2 separate regions of the Homo sapiens genome follow, and region 2 is linked to region 1. The links are chromatin loops, found by intact Hi-C in ENCODE. Cell type or tissue: GM12878. All regions are shown on one strand. Links, peaks and the distances in the headings refer to the core of each region. The heading gives the core; the rest is flanking DNA.

Region 1 (8,328 bases), core at 183-8,182:
CTAATCTGGCCAGGAGCCCCTTGCAGTGAGCCAGGAGAGTGAGGAAGAGGGGATGGGGCCCGCTGGCCCTGACCTGGCCAGAGGAGGTAATGGTTAACCGGATTGTGGGAGCAGCTGACTAGAGCCGGGGGGGTAGGGAGGCTTGGGCCCCAGTCCTACCTTCCCTGCCAAGGAGAAAGGGGCATGTCTGCTTTTGTACCTCTGGGAATCTACCTCAGGGATCTGCCCAACAACTCCCAGGTTCCAAGTGCCCCAGGACCCAAAGATTCCCATATAGCACACCACCTTCAGCAAAAATATGGTGGAAGTTAGCCACATTCTTTAATTCTCCCTTTTTTTCTGCCTTGATGGTAAAAAAAAAAAAAAGAAACAAACAACCCGAAAAACACACACAAACAGGAACACAAAGCGCCTTTTAAGGGTCCTGAATTTGGATACAGAAAAAGCAGTCAGTTGCAGGCCCTTCTAGAAGTCCCCATGTGGGTTGGTTATGAATGGGGAAATTGCTTGGTGTTGGAGTTGGACATCAGACTCTACAGTTGCGACTCTGCCAGCTTGTTACCTGGCAACGCAGCTGGAGACAGAATACTTGGCATTCCCCTTGATGACAAGGAAAGAATATTTTGGGGCTAAAAGAGCCCCGTGTCTTTGCTGCCTGGTAATTCCTGCACGCATCTTTTCCTATTTTGCAACGCCATAGGCTTCCAGCGACTGCTGGTGATGTTTCTGGTAAGTTAGAGCTTGGGGCAGTGCGGACCAGTTCTGTGAACGGCTCAGTGGCAGAATTACTTATCTAGCCTTCCTTCACTCCTAACCCAGAAACTTCTTAATTCTTGCCCCTTAAGTGTGCAGATCTTTCTGCCACGTCAGATAAGGCCCTAGCTGCCCTGCCAGAGCTGATTGGGGTGGTTGTGTTTAGGCCTAGTAGGTACTGAGGAAAAGCCTCTTTGGAATGGCTGAGGCCTGCTCCCACATCTTCTGTGTGAAGTTGAGGGCCCTTGGGCTGGTTCCATTCAGGGTATGAGGTGCTGGAAACTGCTCTCAGATTACTGGAAGCCAGGGTCTGTGGCCTTCCCTGGGGTTTATACTCTGTAAACCCATGTTAAAAATACCAGCAGATTGCAAATATTAGTACACTGTAGGTTGTAAGCTTCTTCAGGGCATGGGGCCTATTGCTGGAGAGAGATGCCACCCGTGTACATCTGGTGCAGGCTGCTGGTAAGAACTCACTGGCCCCTGTGTGGCAATGCATACCAGATGGGTGAGAGGGGAGGAAACACATTCAGTGAAACAGAAGGTGAGGGCAGGGCAGCCCTGACCACAGATGGAGTTGACTTCAACTTGACCTTTATTTATGTCTTTGACAAAAGTAGTATACTCCTACTTTGTGCCAGACACCATGCCGGGTGCTGGGGATAGAGCTGGGAATAAAACCAGCAGAGACTCTTTCAAAACCCTTAGGAGCTCAAATTCTGATGTGGGAGGGGGCAGACAGTAAGCAAGATAGATGTTGACTAGTATGATATATGGGTACAAGAGCTAAGGAAGGCCAGGCACTGTGGCTTACACCTGTAATCCCAGAATTTTGGGGGGCTGAGGTGGGAGGATTGCTTGAGGCTGGGAGCTCCAGACCAGCCTGGGCAATATAGTGAGACCCCATCTCTACAAAAATAAAAAATAAAATTAGCCAGGCACGATGGTGCATGTCTGTGGTCTTAGCTACTCAGGAGGATCATTTGAGCCCAGGAGGTCAAGGCTGCAGTGAGGTACAATTGTGCCACTGCACTCTAGCCTGGGTGACAAAGCAAGACCCTGCCTCCCCCTTCTCCCCCCAAAAAGAGAAGAGCTAAGGAGAAACAGGCAAGAAAGGTGTGTGCACAAAAGTTTGTATAGGGCAGCCAGAAAAGTCCTCACTGAAGGAATCGCTGAGGAGGGGAGGAAGCAGGCCATTTTCGGTATTGGGGGAAGAGGGACTCGCAGGTGCCAAGGGCATGATGGAAGAGCAGAGAGGATGGTGCGAAGGCTGGCTCAGCAGGCACCAGGTGGAGTGACAGGATGAGGTTCGGCAGTGGGGTCTGTAGAGGGCTCACAGGCCATTTTTGAGAGCTTTCGCTTTTACTTTGCAGGGTTTTGAGAGGAGTATCGTTACCTGATTTCCATCTTATCGGGAGCATTCTAGCTTCAGGGACCTGGCAAGAGAGGATGATGGCTTGGACCTGGGTGGTGGCGCTGGGGATGGTGAAGAAGTGGTTGGATTCTGGATATATTTTGAAGGAGGAGCCAGTAGTGGGGAAAGGTTCCAATTCAGGCGATTTTACATAAAAATCTAGATACGCAGCAGGCACTCACTTATGGCAAGGGTGGGCTTGTCTGAGGGTGGCTTCTGGTTTTGGTGGTTTGGATGTGAGAGAAGGGAAGGAATGAAGGATGACACCAAGGAGTCTACTAGAGTTTGTTCCAAAATGGCTGTTCTGGCCGCGTGCGGTGGCTCCCAGGACTTTGGGAGGCCGAAGCAGGCGGATCAGTTGGGGCCAGGAGTTCGAGACCTGCCTGGCCACCATGGTGAAACCCGGTCTCTACTAAAAATACAAAAATTAGCTGGGTGTGGTGGCAGGCGCCTGTAGTCCCAGCTACTCAGGGGCTGAGGCAGGAGAATTGCCTGAACCCAGGAGGTGGAGCTTGCAGTGAGCCGAGATCACGCCACTGCCCTCCAGTGTAGGCGACAGAGTGAGACTCTGTCTCAATACATACATACATACATACATACATACATGCATGCATACATACATACATACATACATAAAATATACAAAGTTGCTGTCCTGCCTTCTTGAGCCCCCAGGAATTGGAACCTTTCCCCACTCTCTGATCTTTTGCTGGGACATGCTGACTGAGCAGCCTTTCTGCTGAGAGCATGGGTAGGAATGTGGAGGGAGCAGTTATGCCTGGGGCTGGCTGCCTGCGGCTGGACCTCTAGCCTCCTGCTGGGAGCAGCAAGAAGCCAGGGATGTGTTTTGAAATCCTTACTTGGTATTGGGTGCTAGGAGCCCCAGACAGGGAGGAGAGTCAGCCTAACGTGCCTCTGGTGACTGGTGTAATTCCATCCTGCACTCTCGCCAAGAGGACAGTGTTTGTGCAATGCATCAGCTGAAGATTCGTGGTGGCTGTCACTTCGGAGGTTTTCAGGGAGGCCTAGCTGCTGCTCTGTGTATTTCAGGTAGCTTGTCACCACTTATCTCTCAGAGAAGGGCAGACCATGGCTGTATCTCCACCATACAGGCTGAACAGCAGACAGGGGTCTCAAACTCCAGTGCCCTGGGCCACACTGGAGGGCACTTGGCTGTCATGGAGTGAAGGGAGAGGCCGCCTTCAGCCCAGCCCATCCTTGCCATGAGTGAGTGCCTGCTGCATTTCTAGATTTTTATATAAAATCTCCTGATTTTTTTTGACTGGTTTAAATTTTTATTATTTTGGTAAAAAACGTATAAAACTTACCATCTTAGTCATTGTTCAGTGTACAGTATTGTTAAGTACATTCGCACTGTTGTGCAGACATTACCACCATCCATCACCAGAACTTTGTCACCTTGCAAAACCGAAACTCTCTACCCATGAAACAATACCTCCCCACTTCCCGTCCCCAGTCCCTGGCAGCCACCTTTTTACTTTCTGTTTCTATGAATTTGACTATTCTAGGTACCTCATGTAAGTAGAAGCATATAGTATTTGTCTTTTGTGACTGGTTTATTTCACTTAGTTAGCATAATGCCCCCCAGGTTCATCCACTTTGTAGCAGGTGTCAGAATTTCCCTTCTTTTCAAGGCTGAATCATATTCCATTGTATGTAGATAACAGTAGTCCCCCTTATCCTTGGAGGATGCATTTCAAGATCCCCAGTGGATACCTGAAACTGCAAAGCCTGTAGATACTATGTTTTTTTCCTATACATACAGATCTATGATAAAGTTTAATTTATGAATTAGGAACAGTAAGAGATTAGCAATAATAACTAGTAATAAAATAGAACAATTATAACAATATACTGTAATGAAAGTTACATGAATGTGATCTCTTAAAATATCTTACTGTACTGTACTCACCTATTTTCAGACTATGGTTGACTGTGGGTAACTGACACCACAGGTAACTGACGTCATGGAAATAAAACCTTTGATAAGGGGGGACTGTATCACATTGTCTTTATCCATTCATCTGTGATGGACACGTGGGTTGCTTCTATCTTTTGCTGTTGTGAACATTGCTGCTATGAATGTGGGCATACATATATCTCTTTCAGACCCCGCTTTCGATATTTTTGGATGTATATACAGAAGCAGAATTGCTGGATCATATAGTAATTCTTGTCCTTTTCTTTTCTTTTTTTTTTTCGAGACGGAGTCTTGCTCTCTTTCGCCCATGCTGGAGTGCAGTGGCGCGATCTCAGCTCACTGCAAGCTCCGCCTCCCGGGTTCATGCCATTCTCCTGCCTCAGCCTCCCCAGTAGCTGGGACTACAGGCGCCTGCCACCACGCCTGGCTAATTTTTTGTATTTTTAGTAGAGTCAGGGTTTCACTGTGTTAGCCAGGATGGTCTCGATCTTCTGACCTCGTGATCCACCCGCCTCAGCCTTCCACAGTGCTGGGATTACAGGTGCGAGCCACCGTGCCCGGCAGTAATTCTTTTCCTTTTAGCTAAGGAACACCCATACTGTTTTCCACAGCAGCTGCACCATTTCACATTCCCACCAACAGGGCACAAGAGTTCCAATTTCTCCACATCCTTGCTAGCACTTTATTTTCTGTTTTGTTTTTCTTTTCCTGATAGTAGCTCTCTTAGTGGTTGTGAGGGGATAGTGGGGTGATATCTCATTATGGTTTTGATTTGCATTTCCCTGATGATTAGTGATGTTGAGCATCTTTTCATGTGCTTGTTGGCCATTTGTATATCATCTTTGGACTTGAAATGTCTATTTAAGTCTTTTGTCCATTATATTTATTTATTTATTTTGAGATGGAGTCTTCCTGTTACCCAGGCTGGAGTGCAGTGGCATGATCTCTGCTCACTGCAACCTCCACCTCCTGGGTTCAAGCAATTCTCCTGCCTCAGCCTCCCAAATAGCTGGGACTACAGGTGTGTGTCACCACACCAGGCTAATTTTTTTTCTATTTTTAGTAGACACAGAGTTTCACCATTGTGGCCAGGCTGGTCTCGAACTCCTGACCTCAAGTGATCTGCCCTCTTCAGCCTTCCAAAGTGCTGGGATTACAGGCATGAGCCACGGTGCCCAGCCAGTCTTCTGTCCATTTTAACGTTGAGTTATTTGTTTTATTGTTGAGATTTACTGATTTTTAAAACTTGGTCACCAATTAAGATTTTTTTAAAAAACCAGTACCTGGAACAAGCAGAACAAGTCTCTGCTGGCCTTGGCTCATGTTGCTGTTCTCAGTTCCCCTGGGATGTTTGCTTCCAGGGAGGCCTGGGCACTCCTGACTTTGGTGACAGCCCTGCTTGCTCTCTCTCTGTTACCTGTAGGTTTCCCCTTCCACATTCACTGCCTCCGGGCAGGCACTGTTGTGTTTTAGGCATTTCAGTATCCCAGTGGGGTACTGGATAAGTGCTTAGTTAGCACCTGCCGGTGAGTAAATAATCAGGTCCTGTGGTCTCTGAGGGTTTGACACATCAGGTCTTTGATCTTGACCTTGAACTCTCCTAGCCATGCCTGCCTGAAGCCCAACCGTGGAGCCCAGGCTGAGGCTGAAACCTGAAGAACTGGCCCCAAGTGAGTCTCTCCTTAGGGCTCCTGATTATGATAGTTCATTTTTTTTTTTTTTTAACAAATTTGATTAGCTGTCCTCAAATTAACTCATAGGAGATGCTCCCCAGAACTAAACTAGCTCTGCAACAGCTCAACAGACTTTCCGCAGGTTCTGCAGCTCTTTCCACTCAAGCTTCAGAAAAAAGTGAAGGAATATTGTAGATTGGGTTCAAAATCCCCATCGCGTCTTGGGAAAGGCAGTAGAGCCAGCAGCCAGCCACCTTTTGTTCTCTAGGGAATGGAATAGTCCAAGGCTGTGTTTGTGTTCTGCTTCTCTACATCTGACCCACGGGTCTTCCAGAGGCTGCATTTGGGTCAGGGACCTGGGCTCTATCTTGCCTCTGATGCAGACCACACTCTCTGAGTCTCATTATTCCCCCTAAATGATCTCTAAGATTATTTTTAGATTAAAAAAAAAAAACAAACTCTTTGCATATCTTTGGAAAGTCAGTTGTTTGAGGTCTGTTAGGCTTTAATCACTTTTGTTTTAAATGTGCCGAGGTGGTTTCTAGGCCTGCTTTTCACAGGTATTCTGTCCCTTGTCAGTTCTTCCCACCCAGTTTTTTTTGTTTGTTTGTTTGTTTTTTTGAGATGGAGTCTCGTTCTGTTGCCCAGGCTGGAGTGCAGTGCCGTGATCTTGGCTTACTGCAACCTCCACCTCCCGGGTTCAAGCGATTCTCCTGCCTCAGCCTCCTCGGTAGCTGGGATTATAGGCACGTGCCACCATGCCTAATTTTTCTATTTTTAGTAGAGATGGGGTTTCACCATGTTGGCCAGGCTGGTCTTGAACTCCTTACCTTGAGTGATCCACCTGCCTCAGCCTCCCAAAGTGCTAGGATTACAGGCATGAGCCATTACACCCAGCCCCAACCCAGTGTTTTCAAATAATCATTCTCTTCCCTTCACCTGATTTGCTGTGTCTAATCTAGAGTGGAGCTGAAGACACATCACCACCTCTCTAAGGACTGTGTGTAACACAAGAGTAATTGGGCTGTAAGTGAGGCTGAGGAGTGCTGCTTTGAGGAAAGGGCACAGCTCTCAGCTGAGCTGGTGAGATTTCCCTGTGACTGAAGTTTTATTAGATCTTGTTCCCTGCTCTGCATTTGCTGCTTCTTCCCAGGCTGTGGGCAGAGGAGCAGGCTGGTGCCCCGGTGCCCCTATCTGCTGCAGGCTGAGGTTCAACAAGCCTTGTCCAAGGCAGCTGTACTGATTCATTGTTAGGTGGCCAGTTCCTGAGTTTTCTTTGAAATTCACTTCCCAGACTGTTGGGTATTCCTGCGAGTCAGACTCTCCTTCAGTAGCGTCCCCTGCCCCCTACCCTCCACTGGTCTCCCTGGACCTCTGATCAGCCCCTCATTGAGTCCTTTGATGCTTCTCTGGTAGGACTGACCCACCTGCGTCGGCTGGGATCAAGGGTTCTGAGTTCCATTCGCAGGTGCTGTAAGCCTGTCCTTCCTGTTGAATAGGGTCAGAGTCCTCGTGACTCTGCTGTTTTCAAGCTCTGTAACCTTGGGCAGTAAGCTGTTAACCTCTCTGAGCCTCAGTTTCCCACACTTAAAATGGAGATAATGGCCAGGCGTGGTGGCTCACGCCTGTAATCCCAGCACTTTGGGAGGCCAAAGTGGGTGGATCACCTGAGGCTAGGAGTTCGAGACCAGCCTGGCCAACATGGCAAAACCCCGTCTCTACTAAAAATACAAAAATTAGCCGGGCCTGGTGGCGTGTGCCTGTAATCCCAGCTACTCAGGAAGCTGAGACAGCAGAATCGCTTGAACCCGGGAGGCAGAGGTTGCAGTGAGCCGAGATCACGCCATTGCATTCCAGCCTGGGTGACAGACCAAAGACTCTGTCTCAAAAAATAAATAAATAAATAAATAAATTAATTAATTAAATAAAATGGAGGTAATGATACCTCCTTGGGGTTGTTTTTGGGATTAAATGGAATCACATTGTACAGCATTGGTACACTGTAAGGCACATAGTAGGCACTCAATACCTATCTATACTATTTCCTTTATCACCACAAGTTAGTTGAGGGCTCTTGGGTTGCACGCAACAGACAAAGTTAGTGACTGGTTAACTTGGAGAGGATTTTATTATGAGCTACACAGCGTAGCTCATAGAATTGCAGGGAAAACTATAAAGAACTAAGTCTTGGACAAAAGTAATATCTTGGCATGGGCCTGTAGCCCCAGCTACTAAGGAGGCTGAGGTGCAAGGATTGCTTGAGCCCCGGAGTCTGAGCCTGGCTTGGGCAACAGAGAGAGATAAAGAGACCCTGACTCTAAACAATAAGTAAATACATAAAAGAGGACCCAGGCCCTCCTTAGGAACTGGATGGCAGGAGCCCCTGGACAACCTCTTACTGATTTGGTGCTGGATGAGGCAGCCGCAGCTAGCCAGTGTTCTTTGTGTTGATCTCCTCTGCCTTCATATTCCAGGGGGAGAGGGTCTGACAGGCCAGACTGGCCCCCACCCTCTTGGCCACTGGTGGGCTGGGCATGTTTTTGGGT
Region 2 (8,328 bases), core at 119-8,118, 58 kb after region 1:
TCTATGTCACTCACGAGGGAGGGCCTCTTTGGACGTTGAGGCGTGTTCTCACATCACGGGTCACCGCCGACCAGCACCTTCCTGAGTTAGCCAAGACCCAAAGGCTGGGTGCAATATACGTGCCCTAACCTGGATTTAGATTTCCTGTCCTTCCTGGTTGGGCCTCTGTTACACACCAGATCGTGCCGGCAAATGCCCACACACAGCCCTCAGTCTAGTGACCGTGTGTCTCCCAAAATGTCCCTCTGCGATCACAGGTGAGTGTTCCCTGTCCCCCTTCTTTGTCTTCCCTTCTCCTGCTGTCTCTCAGTACCTAGCGAGTCATGACGAAACCTGAAATGGGGTCACCTTTACGCAGCAGCTCCTTTTTCCTTCTGATCATCCAAACGCTAGATAATGAGAAACGCCGGGGAGCAGAGAGGCTGAGTGGAGGAAGACTGATTGGTTTATTGATTGATTGATTGAGCGAGTCTCAACCTTACTCATCTACTGAGCGCTCAGTCTGTGTGGAGCTCAGTGGTGTGGGCTGGGATTATAAAGCGACAAGGACCAGTCCGGAGCCCTGAGGTGCTTGGGGCCAACCTAATGCTGCCTGGAGGGGGTGGGGGGGAGACACAATGGATCAGGGAAAGAAAACCCTTCCTTTCCATCTTTATCTGGAAAAGGCTGTTATTTCGCTGGAACAGGCCCCAGGAGGGCCTCCGAACCCAACAAGGAGGCTGGAGAGAAGGGGGGGCATGGAAAATACAAAGAGGCACAGGGGCCGGGCACGGTGGCTCTCGCCTGTAATCCCAGCACTTTGGAAGGCTGAGGCGGGTGGATCACCTGAGGTCAGGAGTTCAAGCCAGCCTGGCCCACATGGTGAAACCCCATCTCTACTAAAAATACAAAAATAAGCCAGACGTGGTAGTGGGCGCCTGTAATCCCAGCTACCTGGGAGGCTGAGGCAGGAGAATCACTTGAACCCGGGATGCAGTGGTTGCAGTGAGCTGAGATCATGCCACTGCACTCAAGCCTGGGCAACAGAGCGAAACTCTATCTCAAAAAAAAAAAAAAAAAAAAAAATCAAAAACAAAGAGGCATGGGGCAGATATTTAACCTAGCCACCAGCAGCCTATAAAATCACTGTTGTGCTTCCATTTGACAAAGGCAAATCCCACAAATATTTGTTGAGCACCTACCATGTGCCATCCAGCTCCTGTGCATTCCTAGGGAGATAGCAGTGCACAAGACTCGGTCCTGCCCTTAAGAACTTATGGTGTTGTGAGAGCAACAGGCAAGAAAACAGGCAATTTTAATTTGGTGTGTAAAGGCTGCGTTAGAACAAGAACAGAGGAGGGGCAGACTTAGAGAGGCTGGAGGTTCAGGGAAGCTCTTTCAGAGGAGGTGGCATGGAGTTATTTTAATATATTAAAGTGAACAAAATTTTCATTTGCTTTGAAAAAGATATAAAGAATTTCACTGGTGGCCAGGCCCAGTGGCTCATACCTATAATCCCAGCACTTTTAAGAGCCCAAGGGAGGAGGATCGCTTGAGCCTGGGAGTTTGACACCAGCCTAAGCAATATAGTGAGACCTCACCTCTACAAAAAATAAAAAAATTAGCCAGGCATGTTGGTGCATGCTGGTAGTCTTAGCTACTCTGGAGGCTGAGGTGGGAAGATCACTTGAGCCCAGATGTTGGAGCTGTGATCATGCCGCTGCATTCTAGCTTGGGTGACAGAGTGAGACCCTATCTCTAAAAACCAACCAAACAGACAAACAAAGAGAAAAGAAAAGAATTTAACTGGCAAGATACCTAGGTGTCTAGAAAAAAAAAACAGAATTGATCAGTGAACCAATAGATAAACATCCAATAGATGTTTTCCTAATCTGTTGGTGTATTAGGAGGAATCAGAAGCACAGAGAAAAGTAACGCAGTGAGAACAAAAGAAACAATAATGAACTCTTGTTTTAAAGAAGTAATCGTAGTTCAGTGCCATGTTTAGCAGTGAATAGTATTTATACTGTGGGCTTAACCCAAAATTGCGACCTAATGATAAAACTAAGAGAGGAGGAGGAGGAATGATAGGGTGGTGGAGAGATAAGTCCTCACTTGCAACAATATGGAGGCAAAAGATAATGTCCGAAATTGATAAATCAAGAAATCACTGGAGTAACATATTATTTCAGAACATGGACGTAAATAACAGGAAGGAGGAAGTAAGCAGTTTGCAAATGGTTAACTGGCTGGAGGGCTGGAGTTGGGGAGCGAGGTGGGGCGGGGCCTGCTGCTTTAGCACTAGAAGCCCATCAGTATTGTTTGATGTAAAAAAAGATGCATATATTACTCTGATAAAAAACAAAATTAAAAGCAAGCAAACAAGCAAAAAAGGCTTGGTAAAGGAGTCACTGTGAAGTCAAATCGGGATCACTGTGAACTCCCGGAGCATTAAGCCAAGAAACAGAAGGGGCACTGTGCTTATGAACTGATGAGAACAGAAATTCCTTCAAGAAAGAACAGAATTCAGGGAGCTGCTGCCCAAGGTGACACATTTGGGTGGAAGAGGCTGGAGGGCTTGTACCTTGCAGGGAAAATCTGCGGAGTGTTCACATGTGGCTTTAACAACCCCATCCGGAGCACTAAGGACACCTCCCTGGAGACTGGGGGATCTGGGTACCAGGGTTTCTGCTGTTGCCTAGAGCTGGGGACCAGATCCTCAGACACGACTTCCTCAACAAAGGCGGTATGATCTACGTGCAGAGGAGGCAGTGGCCACAGTGCACAGGCCTGAGGCCTGGGTGACCTCACCCAGCCACAGCCCAAGCTGGCATGGTCATCCAGCAGTATGGCCACCATGCACAAAGTGCCCCCAGGCTCTGGTTCTCACTGGCATGCTGACTGTTTCCTCACCAGGCACCTCTGCTGTACATTATGGTCTTTCCTAATATGTGATAGCAAGATTACACTTGTCCAGAGATCTCTTCTCTGGCCACCTCAAATTTCCCCCAAAAGACTTAGAGAACTGCAGAGCATATGAAAAAGTTGAGAGTCCAGAATGAAACAGATGTGGGTGACTCGAAGAGGGGACTTTGGTGTCCCAGGCACTTTTTTCTTTATGGGACAGCGCCCCTTGCTTGGAGGCTTTGGACTCAGTTCTAACAAGCACGGTTATCCAGTTTCCCAGACCACGGCAGATGCAGAGGAAACCCAAGGAGGTGAAAGAGGTGCCACTCGCTGCTGGAGGCTATGATGGTGGCTGGCTAGGGTGCAGGCTGAAAATGACCCAGTGACAGTTTATGGCCATTAGGGGTGGGGCAAGCAGCTTGGACACCTCCATACCTGAGCTCAGCACCGAGGGCTCCTAATCATGACTTGCAGTCATCAAGATGGATTGGACTGTATTAGATTACATTCAATACTCGGTTGAGCACTCAGCCAAGCACGTATTGGATCCAGGAGTGAAATGAGGTGAGACCACCTCATCCAGTCGTGGGGCAAGACTCCCAGCTGTCACTGCAGAAAGCCCCACAGTGGGTCACAAGGCAGGGATCTGGTCCACTTTTGCCTAAGATAGTGGACCTGGGCATGGCCTCAACCTCTCAGAATCCCACCCACGAAATGAAGAGAACATCTGCCCTGCCAGTGAAATCATCAGGTGAAATCATCTGTACACATCAGAAGCACTTTTTTTTTTTTTTTGAGACAGTCTCGCTCTGCCATCCAGGCTGGAGTGCAGTGGCACAATCTCAGCTCACTGCAACCTCCACCTCCTGGGTTCAAGCGATTCTCCTGCCTCAGCCTCCCGAGTAGCTGGGGTTACAGGCGCCTGCCACCACGCCTGGCTAATTTTTGTATTTTTAGTAGAGATGGGGTTTCACTATGTTGGCCAGGCTGGTCTTGAACTTCTGGCCTCAAGTGATCCACCCCCTCTGGCCTCCCAAAGTGATGGGATTATAGGCGTGAGCCACCTCACCTGGCAGGAAGCATTTTATACATAACATGTCATGTTACCAAAGCCATTGCTTTTTCTGGGTGGCTGGACAGGATGCCCCACAACACACACAGGGACAGACAGCCAAAGAGATAGCCTCTCTGCCTTAGGACTTTCCTGGACACAATGAAGCAATTATCAGGTGAGTTTTGAAACTATGCAAACTTAACCTGAACATATTCGATTACACAAATCTATTGTGTAACACAGCTGGCCTTCCTGGACTCTTCAAAGCCAATGTCTCACACACACACACACACACACACACACACACACAGAGCAGGGAGGCTGTTCTAGATTAAAAGAAGGTAAAGAAACGCAACACCCAAATGTAATGCATGAAGATTTTTGGATCAGGAAAACAGCCATACGAAAACATTTTTGGAGTTCAACTGGGGAAATATGAATGGGTTGTAGATTGGATATTATTGGACAGTGGTAATTTCTTAGGTGTGATGATGGCACCGTGGTTGCAAATGGGGAAGTCCACACTCCTGAAAGATACCTGCTGACGTACTTAACGGTGGGCTGTCTGCAACTCACTTTCAAATGACTCAGCAAAACCACGTGAAAGAGAGTGAGATAAAGAAAACGTGGCAAAATGGCAACAATGAGTGAATCTGGACGAAGGTTCTTAACTTTTCTGTCAAGTTTGAAAATTTCAAACTAAAGAGTTAGGAGGAAACACACCACGTGGGTGAGTTGTGACTTATTCTTTGTGTCTGTGGGGCCAGCCTTTGGCTTGTTTCCCAACCTGCTCCATGATGAAAGTGATGCACTGGTGATAGAGAGAGGGGCCTGCTACAGTGCTCCTGATCTGCATGGCACACATAGAAAATCATATTTGGACCGTACACTGGGGTAATCGGGCAAGGCTGGTCCAAACCATCCACAGACCCACCCAGCCCAGCCGACTGCGGGTCGAGGGGAAATCAGTACCTGGGCACCACTTAGCGGCCCCAGCACTCACTTTGGTACAGCACCCTGGCTGGAAGGCCAGGCCTGTGGTTAAAGGGGAGTAGACACCAGACCCTCACTGCCTCTTCACCTCCTCATCAAGGCCTCCCTCGGGGAATTCGTCTCTCCCTGCTCAAGCCTGTCTCTTACAGCTCTGGAAGCCTAGCGACCGTATTAGAATACTCTATGCTTAGGCCCACTGCTCCCTCGAGATCCAGAGTTCTTTGAGGGCAGAAGCCCGACATCCCTCATCTTTAAGCACAGATTCTGGCACCCCACATCCAAAGGTCAGAGAAAGAGATCCAGCCTGCGATGCTTATGAGTGCTGAAGATGCTCTCATAATTGTGGCATGCTTGGGTCAGAGATCATTTCCTCAGAAGCATTCCAGCTCAGCCCTCACTCCATCCTAGCTGGTGGTGTCCAAGGCTGAAAAGCCCAAGCTCTGCTACCCAAGCTCTGAGTACCACCAGTGGTGGTACTCGCTGGTGACTGAGACTCAGTTTCCTCTTCTGAACTAGGTCCCTTCCAGCTGACTCTCTAGGGACACCTATGCTTAGTGCTCCCCTAGTTCCTTCTGTCCAGGGGCCTGGGGCTGACTGAGCAAGGCAGCCTTCCCATCAGTGGAGAAAAGCCCCAGTGGAAGGAGCGGTTCCTGACACTTTCGAAAGCCCTCCTGGGGATTCCCAGTCCCAGTGGCCCTGGGAGGGCAAATGCCAGTGCCAACACCCAGGCTGGACCAGGGACTTTCTTCCAAGGGAAGGGGAGAACCAGGAAGAAGGGTTGGAGAGCTAAACTTAAAAACAGCGTGTGGGCCACCCGGGGAATGAACCTGGAACAACTTTGATAATTTTTAAAAGCCCTTCGAATAACTCCAGTGTGCACCAGGATTGAGACACTCCACCCCCACCCCGAGCCCCTGCCAGGTCCTCCAAGCTGAGCCAGGCTTTGAACCCAGCCCCACTTCCCGTCCTCCCCACCATGCCTGACCTCCCATCTCCAGCCTGACCCTGGAGCTGGCTCTTGCTTGTGCTATTCTCCTGCTCTCCACCTCTCCAGAATTCTTGCGTTCTTTGAAATGTGCTTGAAGTGCCTCTTTAGCAACCTGGGCTGCCTCTCTAGGAGGGCCGGAGAATTCCCCGATGTGAACTGGGAACAGTGGCTGGAGATGGGGTCACCGAGGCAGACAGAGCCTTGAAGGCCATGTCTGGATGCCATTCTCAGGCATGGGAAGCCAGAAGTAACACGATCCCATGCATGTTGCTGAAGACCCTTCTGGTTCCTGTGTGAAGAGGATGAGGGGGGCCAGGACTGTGTCTTGGGCTTATCTATTTAACCCTTTCCCATGCCCTGCCCCACCCCCAGCTCGAGGCCTGCATGGGAGCCACAGACCTTGGGAATGATGGCCAGGTCTGTCACTAGAAATAATGGAGCAGGCTTTCTTTCCACTGCGGCCAGTAGGACTGACAGCTGAATGTGGGGAGGAGGTGGTGAGTGATGAATGCTCACAATGAGAATTCATTCCAGGCTCCCAATGGGGAGAGACCATCTGGACAGAGCCAGAGGCCACTGAAGGGACGTCCCTCGGTGGGGAAGACGCTGGCTCCAGCCACTTCAGAGAGAGGCTTCGGAAACCCAAGGAGCACTCGCCTGGTGTCATTCAAAGGAACATTAAAATCGAACAGCGCCAAGTGAATGGAAGAGAAATGTTATACAGCAAACCTGTGAAAGGGGTTCCCCCAGATAAAAGCAAGGGAAAGAGGGAGAGAGAAACAGAGGCGGAGGGGGTGGGGGGCGGGCGGCAAGAGTGGAGGGGAAGAAAGGAGGAACGGGAGGGGAGTCTCAAAGCTTTCTGAGTTCACAAAGAAAGAAGGAAACAGGGTAGAGAAGAACAAAAAGGAGAAGGTGAAGTGCTTGCGCTTCGAAGTGGAAGTCACTCCAGCTCTTGAGAAAGCTGCTTGTGGGGCCGGATGGGGCGAGTGCGTCTCAGGATGCCAAGCAGCTCTTCTACCAAAGAGGACCCAATCCTGCCACCCTTGGAAGCATGAGGACTTCACAAGGCTGGGAAACGCTGACTCCAGGCTGCCTTGGGGGCATGCAATGGTGCCACTGCCTGGGGCCCCACGTGTAGAAGGAAGGGCTCACATTTGGTTTCGTGCTCTGCTGTTCTTTAAATTTTACTGACTTTTAAACATGAGACCTGCATTTTCATTTTACACCTGGTCCTGAAAATTATGTAGCCAGTCCTGGCTGACCTTTCCAGAGGACATTTTTGCTAGAAGGCGGGTGCAGGAAGGCAGCAGGCTGGCTCCGCTGCTGATCGCTGTTTGCTATCCAAATACACGTCCCCATGTTGTTGACTCAGCCACCAGGTATTAGGAAGTGCGGGGCTTCCCGCCCCAGCTAGAGAGCCCGGCCTAACTCAGATGAGATATGTGAGTGCTGGAAAGTGTCATCATTTAAGAAGCTACCAGGGTCTGCCGGATGTTAGGCACAACATGGTCCTGATCCTGTCCCGGCACATAAGAAGCACGATGGTGCTGAGGCCCGAAAGCCAGCCTGCTAATACCCTCCTAGCCCTGGGAGTCCTGCCTTCCGCAGCCAGCTCACTGCACAGGCAGCAGGGGCAACTGTGCAAACCTGTCCACCAAGAGCTGATGGGCTCATGGGTCCAGAGTGGAGATGTCACTGCTGCAGGAGCCGGACGGCCAATGCTGAGCCAGGCCAGGAAGCCACAGCAAGTCAGTGACGCCCAGCAGCCGGAAGCTGGGGTGTTTGAGACCAAGACCATTGCCTCATGTCTCAGCCCCCACACCATGCCCCAGGGCCATTGTGTGGTTGCCAGGTCCCCACGTGAAGTGGTGAGGCAAATGCGGTCAATCACCATGGCCATGTGCCTGTGCCCAGCCTGGCCCAGCCCCCGACATCCTCCAGCAGTGCTCCCCTTCTCTGCCTGGTCCTTCACTCAAGGGATCCAAAATCCCAGTACTATACGGGCCTCTTTACCTTGCTAGAACCTCCTTCTGATGACGGAAGGCAGAGGCCCTCCAGACACCCCTTCTACCAGCAGGGAAGCCCTGGGGCTCCGGCCATCAAGCCTCTTTCTCTGAGTGAACAGAGGGTCCTAACAGCATCGTTTCTGGGAGCTTGCAACTCAGAAGATCCAAATCTCTTCAGCCCGACCTTGGGGCGATGTGGAAGAGGTCTAAGTCCCCAACAGGCGCCAGGTGTGCAAAGGAAATGCACCTGCAGGCAAAACCTGAGGCAGGTGGAGCCGGGTGCCCCACCCACGGCCAGAACAAAGAAGGCTCAGAAGGCCTGCAAGGGTGTCCTGGGCTCTAGGGTAGCAGGAGAGCAGGCGGGCCTCTCAGAAGGGGTGAGAAGAGCTGGCGGGTGAGGC

The links. Peaks named below come from ENCODE experiments on the same cell type or tissue, not always from the same donor. Only the 100,000 strongest peaks of a DNase experiment are listed, where the experiment ranks them.
Region 2: a loop joins it to region 1, with 2.3 times the contacts of the local background. A loop is called at or near these places in 4 of 110 quality-filtered maps.

What each region holds. Positions count from the first base shown.
Region 1 is chr15:90,092,977-90,101,304 of GRCh38, reverse strand. All of the region lies in intron 1 of IDH2 (isocitrate dehydrogenase (NADP(+)) 2), which reads left to right. Among named protein-coding and RNA genes, the nearest start is that of IDH2-DT, 5.0 kb to the left of the region's middle. RefSeq lists silencers at 1-56, 117-166 and enhancers at 1-411, 5,355-5,879. In GM12878, for the core only: no CTCF peak of the experiment used is centred there; DNase peaks (open chromatin) are centred at 2,077, 3,674 and 4,220; H3K4me3 peaks cover 3,867 bases; H3K27ac peaks cover 5,975 bases.
Region 2 is chr15:90,034,630-90,042,957 of GRCh38, reverse strand. All of the region lies in intron 1 of ZNF710 (zinc finger protein 710), which reads right to left. Among named protein-coding and RNA genes, the nearest start is that of MIR3174, 32 kb to the right of the region's middle. RefSeq lists enhancers at 1-239, 2,047-2,341, 4,386-4,905. In GM12878, for the core only: no CTCF peak of the experiment used is centred there; a DNase peak (open chromatin) is centred at 4,497; H3K27ac peaks cover 4,334 bases.